Linked DNA regions of Homo sapiens: regions 1, 3 and 4 are each linked to region 2. Evidence: chromatin contacts called from ENCODE Hi-C or POLR2A ChIA-PET data. All regions are on one chromosome and are shown on one strand. The core of a region is the stretch at or near the end of the contact, and the rest is flanking DNA. Distances in the headings are between cores, read along the strand shown. Region 1 holds the start of BORCS5 (BLOC-1 related complex subunit 5). Region 2 holds the start of ATF7IP (activating transcription factor 7 interacting protein). Region 3 overlaps LMO3 (LIM domain only 3). Region 4 holds the start of ETV6 (ETS variant transcription factor 6).

Region 1 (2,944 bases), core at 144-2,643, 2.0 Mb after region 2:
AAAACGTAGCAAAGCTAGTAGATGCTGCTCACCATTCAAAGCTGCCCCAATCCAGTCCCCAGAATGTAGGTCTGAACTAGTCTTGAAAGTCACACCTTAAAGTGAAACACCCTTAGATCTATTAGCTTGCCTATTTCTGAATTACAGCTCCTATCAAGAACAGAGAACTTCTAAAATCGGCGACTCTTTTTAGGCCCCAGATTTAACCAATTTGCGTTAGCAACCCCGGAGCTTAACCAAAGCACTCCCAGCTGTCCTAGCGTGTGGGTAACAAAAAAAGCAGCAAATGGTCCTCAATTAAACATCAGCTGCTTTATCTATTTATTGAACACTCACTGTATTGCAAACACAATAATCCTCCCATTCTTGTCTCAAACGCTTAGAGAAGTCTAAAAATCATGGACAGAGAACAACAATGGAAAACACCAGTGCCTGCTGTCTGGCCAACCTCTACAAGATTAGAAAACGGACCAAGACACCTTCTGAGAAGAAAAAGCTGTTTCTGGAGACCTTTGCACTAAAGGGTTCAAAGCAAGTGGACACCTATCACATATCCCTTCAGAAAAGGAACCTCTAACACCCGTTTTTAAGAAACAGACTGTTCTTAGAGGTCCTATAATCCATCCACTGTGTGAGCCAAATCTCACTACATCAGCCATGAGCACTAGAGCCAAAAATTAATTAGCTCGTCTTTTAAACAGGAGGCTGTAGCTGGGAGAAACGGCTGTTTTGAAAATAAATAAGGGCACTGGCGCCCACGCTGGCTTAGCTTGCAGTCACACGCACTTCCATCAGGGGAATCGAGGCCAGGACAGATGGTGACTTTTTTTTTTTCCTACTAGCACGGTGAAGGCTTTTTCTGTGCGTTCCCGTCCGCAGTCCCTGACCCTAGTCTGGGAGGCAGCCCGCTCTGCAAGGGGACAGGGCGGGCTGGAGGAGGGTGGGAGGTTAGGACACCGACCTGAGGAGTTCAGATCGTTGGGTCGGCTCTCGGCCTCGGAGCTCTGCTCACTGCCCATGGTGCCGACAGCGGTGGCAGCAGAAGAACGGCGGGCCGGGCGGTCACCGCTCCGGCGGCGGGCGACAGGGCAGGGGCCAGGGACCGGGACGGGGAGGCAAAGCAGAGTCTGGGCGCCGCAGCGAGGCTAATGTGTGGGGCTGACGCGTCCAGCCCACGCAGGGGCCTGGGCGGCGGGAGAAGGAGAGGCCCTATTTGGGGAACAGAAACGCAAGGAGGCGCGGCGCGAACGCACGCGGCTAGCCCTCCTTCTTTCCGGGAGCCCTAAGAGAACCGGCAGATGACACTGGCTTTGCCGCACCTGCGGCCGGCGGGCGGCGCCGCTTTCACTCACTGGTTCACGCTCCGCAAGCTCGCTCCTTCCGGGACGCAGATGGGCGGTGCCGGCTACGCAAGACCTTCAGTTCCGGATTAGGAGGCCCCGCCCCCCGGCCCGAGGGAGGGGCGGAGAGACCCGCTCCTGCGACTTAGGGCGATGCCACCTTAAAGGGCTTGACCTCCTCGAAGCCAGAACTGCGGAAGAGGGTAAGCCCTTTCCTGTTGTAAGGATGCGTCACCTTTAAAACACCACCCACACTATTAAGCTCTTCAATACCCACATGTGAGAACAACTTTACAAAATAGGTATTTTTAACCCTGTTTTACAGATGGAGAAAGAAACGCTAGATAGACCCAGGATTCGAACCCACAACAGCTTGGATGCAAAGCTCATTTTGAATTCTGAAGAGCTGGGAGTTTAGCAGTGGACGACCAAACAAAAAAATACCAGAAGACGGTGAAAGCAGCAGCTGGAAATGAGAGAAAAATTAAGAAATAGAAAATGCTGTTTCATGTATTAGGGAGTGCACATCTTTAAAGAGAAGTGAAGAACCTTTTTGGCTAGGCGCTTTCTGGGGACCTTGGCAGTTATCAACAAGTCACTCTGAAACTAACAGAAGGTGAGGAGGGAGTAATCCAGAAAGGAAACTGCCATTTTTGCTAGGGCAAGAAAGTAGACCTAGCAATGCAATGCCATCAAGGAGTTAGCTGGCTCTAGCGTTCTCCGAACTTTGCAACTCATTTTATATTACATTGTCTGCGTCAAGAAATTTCAAGTAAATGCCTTGAGATTTTATATGTATAAAATGTAGTCTCTGGCCAGGCGGGGTGGCTCACGCCTGTAATCCCAGCACTTTGGGAGGCTGAGGCGAGTAGATCACGATGTCAGGAGATCAAGACCATCCTGGCTAACATGGTGAAACCCCGTCTCTACTAAAAAATACAAAAAATTAGCCGGGCATGATGGTGGGCGCCTGTAGTCCCAGCTACTCGGGAGGCTGAGACAGGAGAATGGTGTGAACCCGGGAGGCAGAGCTTGCAGTGAGCCGAGATCGCGCCACTGCACTCCAGCCTGGGCGACAGAGCGAGACTCCGTCTCAAAAAAAAAAAAAAAAAAAAAAGTCTCAGAAGAAGTGTCAAGTTGACTAAATGATTTTTAAGTCCCTTCCACTCTACTATATCACAATAATTTCCCCTATTTTACCTTATTTAATTTTCACAACAACCCTGCAGCCTGTAAGTAGGTGACTCCTCCATGGTCAGCAGGTGGTCAGTGGTCGAACTATTTAGGACTATCTGATGCTCTTTCCTCTGCTCACCATTGCAATACAATGAGAAAAATGCAAATGAATCTAAGTACAGTGTTCTCTGGGAATATGAAGATAGAACTAAAAACTGCCTGAGAGATCAGGGCAGGCTTCTAGAAAGTTGTGTCTAACTAGTCTTGAGGTTTACATAAACCACACCAGGCTGATGGGACTGGGAAGGGCCCACTAAGCAGTGAGACCATTCCCTTTTGGAGAGTCCTTGCATCCCCTCCCAGATTTCCTCTTTGAGGGGAAGGTGAGAGAGGAGGTAAAAGGGGTGAGGAATGGAGAATAACTCATT
Region 2 (2,753 bases), core at 231-2,730:
AACCAACCAAGAAACCAGTTGTTGTATATATGAACCACAAATGAAGTCTATGGAAAACATTTGCAAGTTTCTTTGCTTAGTAAGAAAGAATTTGCACAACGGGAGAATCATATCAAATCTTATATAACTTCCCCCAATTGTGTTACATAAGATTTAACTATAGTTGACACTACCATTTTAAACTAATCAGTAGCATATTTATAATTACCTTCCCTAAAAAACTATTAATAAAACCAGGAGCACACTTACAATTAAAAAATCAAACACAACTGTATCTTACACACATGCATACAGTACAGTGTTTAAAAGAAAAAAACAGATTTTTTTTATTAATGGTCCACTTTCTTCAAAGAGGCCTCAGGGTAATGGATGTTCTTTCTAGAATTCTTCATCAGAAAAATTTACCAAATAAATGTTATAGCTTACATATCATAGCAAACAAAAATGCTAAGAAAATGAGTTGATTAATTTCAAAAGTAACAATAATCTAGCTGAAGCAGTAATGAACAAGTCACCTAAGAAACTTAAAACATGTAAAATTCAAATGCCCAGAAACATACAAACTGATTAAAATTAAAACTTTATTTACTTAGGATCAAACATTTAAAACCAAAATAATCCTCAGATTGAGATTTCATTTTCGATTATACTGTAATTTCTTCCACTATTCCCGTTCCCCCAATATTCCCAAAACTAAAATTGTTTCTGTTTTGTAAACATTCCACACATCCATAACAGAACAGGTAAAAATAGGGTTAAAAATGTATTTGCAAATATGCAGTTCAAATAAATGCACTTCCCGTGAGAACACCACTAGGTGCTGATCTTTACCACCGTAAATATAAACCTGAATCCAGTAATACTTTAAAACTGAAATTATAATCAAGAACCACAAATGAAAATCATTTTTACAGAAAATTAAGTCCACAATTTTTCAAAAAATCGAAAAAACAGAGAAGAGCTTGAGGTCGGCCCAGGAGTACAACATTAGAGTAATGTTTTTCTTGAAAATTGTGAGAATTTAAGGTTAACACAAAGAAACCCCTCAAGAACGAGGAAAATTAAATCTAGAACCCAAATGGCGTCCAACAAGAACATTAGATCTTGAAAATGAATATTGCGCTTGCGCAGCCACCGCCCCGCCAGCTGCACAACTGCAGCTAGAGCCCGACCCCGCAAGATCACGTGCTCCCATGCAGCGCCGCCCGCAGCTCCGCAACCGCGCAGGCGCAGACACAACTCCCGCAGCCGCCATAATGCGGTCTTGACTCTTCAGAAATACAATAGTAATTTAAGAAAATGTGGTTTTAACAGCCCCTGGGATTCACATATACCTTTTGGGGCGGAAGCTGAGGGAGGGGGAACCAAGTTCCTTCCTACAGAGCCGTCCCGCGCAGCCGTCCCCGACGTTGCCGCCTCAGCTTTTCGCGCGCTTCAGTCGCCGCGCCGCCGCTGCCACCGCCGCCGCCTCCGCAGATTCAAAAACAAACCCGCTTCTCCCTTGCACGCGCCGGGGCCGTTATGCAAATTAATATGGGCGGGGCTCCGGGGGGTCGTGCTATGTACCCCGCCCACTGTGCTATCAGCCAATAAGCTCAAGGACTAGCCATTCCCCATGCAAATTCTGGTTTTTTATTTGAATGAGGGACATTGGCCCCGCCTCCTGCGTGGAAAAGAGAAGGAAGCCCGAGGTGGTGGCGCTGCGTCTCTCAGTTGCAGTGTGAGGTGTGTTTTTTGAGTGGATCTTCCTCAATCAATAAGTAGCACTTTGTGAGCGCCCTCTATGAGGCTTAGAAAAGAAAGAAGGAAGGAGGTAGGTGAGAGTTTAAAGAGCAGAGGGAAAGATTTTCATAAAAGCCAGGAGTATGTTGATTTATTCATCATTTATGTTTTAAATTCACAGAATGTACTTTGAATTGTATTAATAATGAAGGAATGAAAAAAACATACTTTCTTTCAGTTGCTTGGTAACAGAGCAAGCACTTTTTATCATACTCTCTCACCAGAAGTTGTATTCATCCCATTTATTCAATTTCATGCTGGGAGTCGGCCTTTAATGAATTCCACAGGAGGTAGTGGACAAGTCACTGCCTTACTGGTTAAGAGATCTGGGTTCAAGTTCAACTACTGCAGCTTCCTTGCCGGTTCCTCGGAATAAGTGTGTTACTCAGTTTTCTCACCTGTATAATGGCAATCATGACTATAGTTGAACTAGGTTGGAAGCACTAAATGATAGAATAAATGTACATATGTTTTGGCCAGGTGCCGTGGCTCAGGCCTGTAATCCCAGCACTTTGGAAGTCTGAGGGGGGGTGGATCACCTGAGGTCAGGAGATCAAGACCAGCCTGGCCAACATAGTGAAACCCCGTCTCTACTAAAATTACAAAAATTAGCTAGGCATGGTGGTGCGTGCCTGTAATCCCAACTACTCAGGAGGCTGAGGCAGGAGAGTTGCTTGAACTGGGACCTGGGAGGCCGAGATTGCAGTGAGCGAAGATCTCACCACTGCACTCCAGCCTGGGCTACAGAGCAAGACCCCTTATCAAAAAAAAAAAAAAAAAAAAAGAATAAAAGTACATATGTTTTGCAAGGCAAGAATAGCCTGAAAATAATATTAGATGGTACCGTGTGGTTATTGTTTTTTTATGTAACTTCTCATTATATGAATGTATTGGTTCAGTATTTATTTAGCAATCACTGTGTTGTAGATCTGTTAGGTGCCTGTCCTCAAGAAATCTGTACTCTAGTGAAG
Region 3 (2,849 bases), core at 21-2,520, 2.2 Mb before region 2:
TGTCGTGCTGTTAAAATGCACTCCTGACAGACCAGTGCTTGCTATTATAGGGTCCATTGCTTAAAAAAATGATACACTGACAGAAATACAATTTAAGAAAATTTAACACCAAGGGTAGTCAACCATGTAGGCTACTATTAAGGGGCCAAAACTCAAGGCCAGGGGTTTATTTAAAAAAGAGGCACAGTTTATTTGCTAGTAGTAGGCAAAGTAAAAGAAAAAAAAATCGAACTTGAATTCCTTGCTCTCTAGTCTGTAGAAAATTAATGAAAGCAACAGTTCAATAAGATTTTATTGCAGAAATGTTTAAGTGAAACGTTTTAAGAATGCTTTGGAATTTTTAAACAGTTACTTACCATTTAGAAAGCTGTAACACTGCAGTGCGTAACAAATTGTTAGCATTGGATCCTAGGCACACCCAGTGATTTTCTTAAAATGGATAGTCAGAGCTGTTTAATCTGAATCACTTTGTTCATTTCATTTTCGTGTGTGTAGCTTATGAATATATTTGAGATTGACAGGTCAGCAGCACCCACAATTGCTATAATTTAAAATGTAAGCCATTGTCCAAGTACCCTTGTGGGCATAGTTTGGTAGTTAAATGCATTAGATTTGTAACAAGACCTTTTGAGAAGGAAAATAACCAAATATGAGATGTGACGAGATATGTTGGATTTTTAGAGGAGTACAGAATGTTCTAATGAATAAACTGCTACTGAATGATGATAAAGCATGTGTTTTTAAGCTATCACATGACTCTATTATTAGAGGGGAGAATTCCATGAATTTAGATGAGACGTATTGTCTAATTTTACCATTTTAAAAACAAATCTGTCATCCAGTAATATTTGATGCCAACTGTGTATGGCTTACATGTTCCTTTGGGAGAAAGGTTACAAAAGTAATGCAATAAATAATCTGAGCCACAGGAGCTTAGCTCAAGTACCAGAGAAATGGAAAAAAACATCATCTACTGCAATGGGGGGTCAAAAGATGTGTATCTTGAAATCTCTACCCCGACGGTATAGCCTTATTGCCACATCCTAGGACAGGCTTTGGGAGACAAGTGGTCCTGCCAAGAAAGGACGTCCAAAGATGAAATGCAGTGTCTTTGCATATGTCCTCCAGAATTCAGTTGGCCTGAATCTGACAATATTATACAACAGATTTTTTTCTGTGGACGTAGAAGATAATGCTTAGCGTGAGATTTGTCCAGACACATTGTCCAGGGCCTCTGTGACTCAGCTGTGTGTTGGAGGAGAACCAGAAAGCCTTGCTGGGGAAGATTAGGATCCTCCGCTCTCCTTGCCACAGCCATGCAGTGGTTCTCCATTCATGCACGTGTTTTAGTTGTTTCTTAGTTGTTCCGTATGTGGACTTCATCGTATCATGACATCTTAACACTCTGTGTTCTTGCCAGAGATTACAACTTCAAATGCTGCTTTTCCATTCTTATGTTTTAAGAAGTCATCTGAAGGAAATAGTATTTATGGCAGATTACCTGAAAAACTGGATGTTGAATTATTCCTTGTGATGGTTTTTAATTTATCCTTCCCTGTGTCTTTGATCTTGACCCCTATTGTTTTGGCCCCTCAAAAATTTTTATGGAATTGTACATCAAGGTTTTGCTGTTTTCCTGTGTTGAAGATTTTCATTAACAGCTGCAAAAACATCAGTGTCCTAAGGATGCTATTGGGGACTTTGTTTACTGTATCACACAATGTCCTACCGCCTCACTGGTGAAATGTCGCCCAGATCTTAGGATAAGCAAGATTTCTGAGACTATAAATGACTAAATGATGTTTTACTTGGGCCTGTGAATCATATACATGTTGACATTTTCCCTCTTTTCTTTGTTTCCTGGGAAGCCCAGATCAAATTTACTTTCTAACAATTGTTTAGAAGTATATATGTTAATTGATTCTCCAGCCTTTTGTAATTTCTCACCCATATTTTCCTTTCTATTATTATATTTGGAGCTGCTTACATCACCTGAGGATTAGTTTTGACATCATTCAAATGAAATCACTTAAATAATTGGAATGGGTGGACTTCAACGGAAAGAAAATACAGGTGGGAACATAGGGCCTGATGCATGAGAGATGCTCAGATAGCTGAGTGAGAGGAATTTAGGAAAGGGGAGATTGTGATGAAATTAGTTTTCTAATCTGCAATTATATGTAAAATTAGGTGAATTTGAATAATATTTGGGAACAATATTTGAAACAACATTTATGCTCACTGTGTAGGATGAAGATGGTAGCAAAAATAACCTTTAATATAGGTTAATATTAATCTTTGTGGCCAAGTGATTGTTTAACATAAAGTTAATCCACTTTTTAAAAATATATACACAAATATGCAAATCCTTTTTCTTGAAGCAGTAATCAATAACTTGTTTTCTACCATGATACTTGAATGTAAATAAAATAGGCTGAATTATTTATCTTGCCAAGGGCTAAGACGGGAATTACAAACTCAATTGCCTCCAGGTTCCGGAGTCTGGAAGGAAAAATAACGTTGTGAACTGGGGCTTGCATGCGCCACCCAAAGGGGGAAGCCATGACTTAATTCCAGCACACTGTACGAATGTGGGCCTAATGTTGCTGATTTTTCTGGATAAACCAGATATTTTTTCTAGATATTTCAGTAAAATCTCTTGTATATAAGACATTGGCAACTAACTCTAATGTGGCACACAGCTACTAGTATGTAACTTTTTGGTCAGAATCATAAAATTCTGGTTTCAGATAACTGATCAGGCCCTTTAATGTGTACAGTTCGCTAAGGTGTTTGAAAATATTTCCTCGCATCCTGAATTCTTGAAGAGAGGATCAGAGCCCTTCATC
Region 4 (2,965 bases), core at 250-2,749, 2.7 Mb after region 2:
TCTACCTGGGTACTGGTGGAACAGCGAAATGAATAAAGTGTACAATAAATGCAGCGATGGGAAAAATAACACGGGTAGATGGATAAATCATCCTGCCTCCCAATGGTGGCAAACTTTACAACAACTTTTTAGAAGCAACAAACCGCAGCACCACAGTCTTTACAGATATATAGACATGCATACACACAACTACTGGGTAGCCCAGCAGTGTGTTTACAAACATCTACCGCCCTGCATTTACAGAGTGCTGCTTAGATAGCCTCTCTGCACTGTCAAACACAGAAGGTCATTTTGCCTGGTTGCTTAGTTCTTCCTCTCCCTCCATCACAGGAGTTTTCTACTTTGGGATTGCTCAACTTTCATATGGATCGGAGTAAAATAACTATTCAGCAACTTTATTCACCTTGGTTTTAAAAAAAAATTCATTGTGCAATGCCTAGGAAAAGCTGACACCAGGACTGTCTCTCCGACAGCGCTTGCAATTACAATCAGACGAGGGGGAAAAAAATCCTGTCTGATCAGACCCAGAGAGTCCTTTAAAAAAATAAAAAGATTCTATCGCAGTGGAAACTGAACAACTTTTTTTCTAAGACGACCACCCCTCGGGAACAAAAGTTATATTTCAGTCACATGTTGGGTGTAGGAATAGGGAGCAGGTTTTTTTTTTTTGTTTTTTGTTTTTTTTTTTTTTAAGCGCACTAATTACGGGGGTGTTTTACGGTTCTGGAGACAATCCGGGTTGCTCTGACCAATTGTGACCGGCATTTCATTGTCAAAAAGCAAGGGGGTGGGGGCCGAGGAGCCGGCAGGGGCTCGGCGGTGGGGGGGAGTAGCAAGGTTACGCTAAAGGGTACAGCAGCCACCGCGAGCTGCATCTCTTTCCCTCTCGCCCCAAATAATTTCCTGCGAACAGAGCAACTGCAACAGCCTGCTCTGAGGAGCCCAGCACGACTGCCCTGGCCGGTGCAGCTCAGGGTTTCCACCACGTAGAAGGAGGGGAGAAGATTTTTACCTTAATGCTACACTGAGCAGGAGTCTCAGACATGTCTCACAGCGAGAGAGATCAGGAAGTTCTCAGGTTTTTTCCACTTTCCTTTCCTCTCCCCAACCCAGAAAGGCTCCACGGCCAGCCAGACGCGGTCATTTAAGAAGTTTCTTCCAGCATCTCTCCCGGCAGCCGCCCCGGGGGTCTGGAGCGCGCGGGGCGGGGCGGGGCGGCCGGCGGAGTTGGGCGCGCGGGGCGGCGGGGGCGTGGGAGACGGGCCCGAGCGCGGCGGCGGGGTCTGCAGGTCGCGGCGCGGCGCGGGGACCCGGGACGCAGCCCGGCCGGCCTCCCGGTCTCTCCTCCCACCCGCAGCCGGCGCCCCCGCCCCCCGCCCTCCCGCGGCTCTCCCTCGCTCTCTCGAATGTTTTCCTTCCTGGAAGAGAGAAACTGAAAGGCAGAACTGAGAAAGCTCTTTGCTCATTGATCTTGAGAGTTTCAGTGCAGAAACTGACGTGAATTCCCAGCACTGAGCTCTGCCTCTTAAAGGAGCCACCAGGAAATAAAAGCTCGGGTTACAGCCCGGCATCGGGGAAATAAAAGCTGCGCGGGGGAGGGGCGGCCGCGGGGGCGCGGGCGGAGGAAACCCGGGTAGCGGGGCCGCGTGGGGCCGCGGCTGCGAGCGGGGCGAGCGGCGCAGCCCCCCAGGCCGGCCCCCGGTGCGGGCGCCCGCCCTCCACGCCGCGAGACCTCCCGCTGGCCGAGCCAATTTCCGGGCTTAAGGAAGACACCTTTAAAAAACGTTACATTGTGGCCCCAGACACCACAAAACAGGTTTTATTAAACTCCTCCCACCTCCCCTGGCTCCGTCTCTTGGATACATCGATGTGCACAAGGGTTTTGAAACGTTTCACTAAGCGCAGATGCAACGAAAGTAATTATCTATGAAGGGCCATTCCGGTTAGGACGCGGAATCCGAAGGAGGAAATAAAACAATAGCCTTTGTTCTGCTTCTCGACCGCTGCCTCTTTAAGAGAATCCACCAGGAAATGGGAGATCGGGTTACAGCCTGCACACGGGGAAATGTGGGGAGAGCGGGCGCCCGAGCGCGACGCCGGAGACAAAGCCGGGGCGGCCGCGCCGCAGACGCTGGGGGACCGTCGGGCGGGGGGATTCCCGGGGAAGGTGGGCGCCCCGGAAAGAGGTGGCGCCACGCGCCCGCTCGGGGATGCGGCGGCCGCGGGCGCTTCCCGAGCCGAGCACGCGCTCCGGGAAGGGAAGGCTGCAGGGCAGTTATCAAAGGCAGCTGAGTTCCTTTTCCTGACCTCCCCCTCCTGTTTCGAAATCCACTGCCCTTTTAAAGAAATAGCGGCCGCTACCAACCGAAATAGGTGACTCGACTACAAAGTTGGCAGGACGTGTTCCTGCAGATAATACCCCTCCCCAGGACCGCTTCTCTGAAACCGTCATTGGCCGGTTGATTGGATGGCCCTGGGATCCTGCAGGGGGAGGAATATTTGGTTGGAAAAGCAGTTGAGGGGGGTTAAGGCCGTTGGGGCTGAAGGGTCTAGCCCTGAGCACAAGTGATCTGATCACTCTATTATTTTTATTATTATTTACACTCTCTTAAAGTGTCCACCACAAAAAACTGAGAACATTATCATTATACTTAAATTCTAACCTTGTTAGCACATATTGGGGGTTTAATATGTGGATGTGTAATGTAAAAGGAAATTTGTTATAATTTCTTAATAGAGTAATATATTAAATATGGTATAAATATGTATATACGCATATATACCCATATATGTTACCTGCACTGGACCAGGACACATTTCCCCGAGTCTCCCCACCCTACAGATTTTTCCTACCCACTTTCCTTCACCTCTTCACATTATCAAATGTGTTGAGACTTGTACACACAATATTTTTGTTCACACATTGATCAGATCATTACGAACGAGGCTAGGGTGGGAAAGAGTG

The links. Hi-C counts contacts between places; a loop is a spot of excess contacts on that map. ChIA-PET counts read pairs that join two places held with the same protein, here RNA polymerase II (POLR2A). Pooled maps may share reads with other maps.
Region 1: a map of naive thymus-derived CD4-positive, alpha-beta T cell shows a loop between it and region 2 (9-fold over the local background). The contact joins the promoter of BORCS5 here to the promoter of ATF7IP in region 2. A Hi-C loop is called at or near these places in 1 of 168 maps with a recorded cell type or tissue (naive thymus-derived CD4-positive, alpha-beta T cell), 1 of 37 single-sample maps with no recorded cell type and 8 of 50 pooled maps. POLR2A ChIA-PET finds 5 or more read pairs at or near these places in 1 of 52 experiments (CD4-positive, alpha-beta T cell).
Region 3: a map of HepG2 shows a loop between it and region 2 (26-fold over the local background). The contact joins the enhancer-like site here to the promoter of ATF7IP in region 2. A Hi-C loop is called at or near these places in 1 of 168 maps with a recorded cell type or tissue (HepG2). POLR2A ChIA-PET finds 5 or more read pairs at or near these places in 1 of 52 experiments (AG04450).
Region 4: a loop to region 2 is called in a map of naive thymus-derived CD4-positive, alpha-beta T cell, with 11 times the contacts of the local background. The contact joins the promoter of ETV6 here to the promoter of ATF7IP in region 2. A Hi-C loop is called at or near these places in 1 of 168 maps with a recorded cell type or tissue (naive thymus-derived CD4-positive, alpha-beta T cell), 1 of 37 single-sample maps with no recorded cell type and 8 of 50 pooled maps.

The regions. Positions count from the first base shown.
Region 1 is chr12:12,355,527-12,358,470 of GRCh38, reverse strand. BORCS5 (BLOC-1 related complex subunit 5) reads right to left here and starts at 1,393. Exons shown (of 4, transcript NM_058169.6): 1 at 962-1,393. The coding sequence starts at 1,019. It overlaps LOH12CR2 (loss of heterozygosity on chromosome 12, region 2), which reads left to right and starts at 1,404. Exons shown (of 2, transcript NR_024061.1): 1 at 1,404-1,543; 2 at 1,666-2,944. RefSeq lists enhancers at 1-43, 930-1,608 and a silencer at 984-1,063.
Region 2 is chr12:14,364,409-14,367,161 of GRCh38, reverse strand. It overlaps ATF7IP (activating transcription factor 7 interacting protein), which reads right to left and starts at 1,480. Exons shown (of 15, transcript NM_018179.5): 1 at 1,335-1,480. It overlaps LOC124902884 (a long non-coding RNA gene), which reads left to right. Exons shown (of 2, transcript XR_007063220.1): 1 at 1-1,813. RefSeq lists enhancers at 1,261-1,320, 1,791-1,850, 1,082-1,899.
Region 3 is chr12:16,584,837-16,587,685 of GRCh38, reverse strand. The region is part of intron 2 of LMO3 (LIM domain only 3); the gene reads left to right. It also overlaps a transcript of MGST1 not described here. Among named protein-coding and RNA genes, the nearest start is that of LMO3, 20 kb to the left of the region's middle. Within about 2 kb of position 1,270, at least 5 of the 41 ENCODE cell types and tissues checked have a DNase peak (open chromatin) inside an H3K27ac peak, as active enhancers do.
Region 4 is chr12:11,648,208-11,651,172 of GRCh38, reverse strand. It overlaps ETV6 (ETS variant transcription factor 6), which reads right to left and starts at 1,499. Exons shown (of 8, transcript NM_001987.5): 1 at 1,013-1,499. The coding sequence starts at 1,045. RefSeq lists silencers at 1,147-1,306, 1,317-1,366, 1,577-1,786, 2,077-2,316 and an enhancer at 2,497-2,596.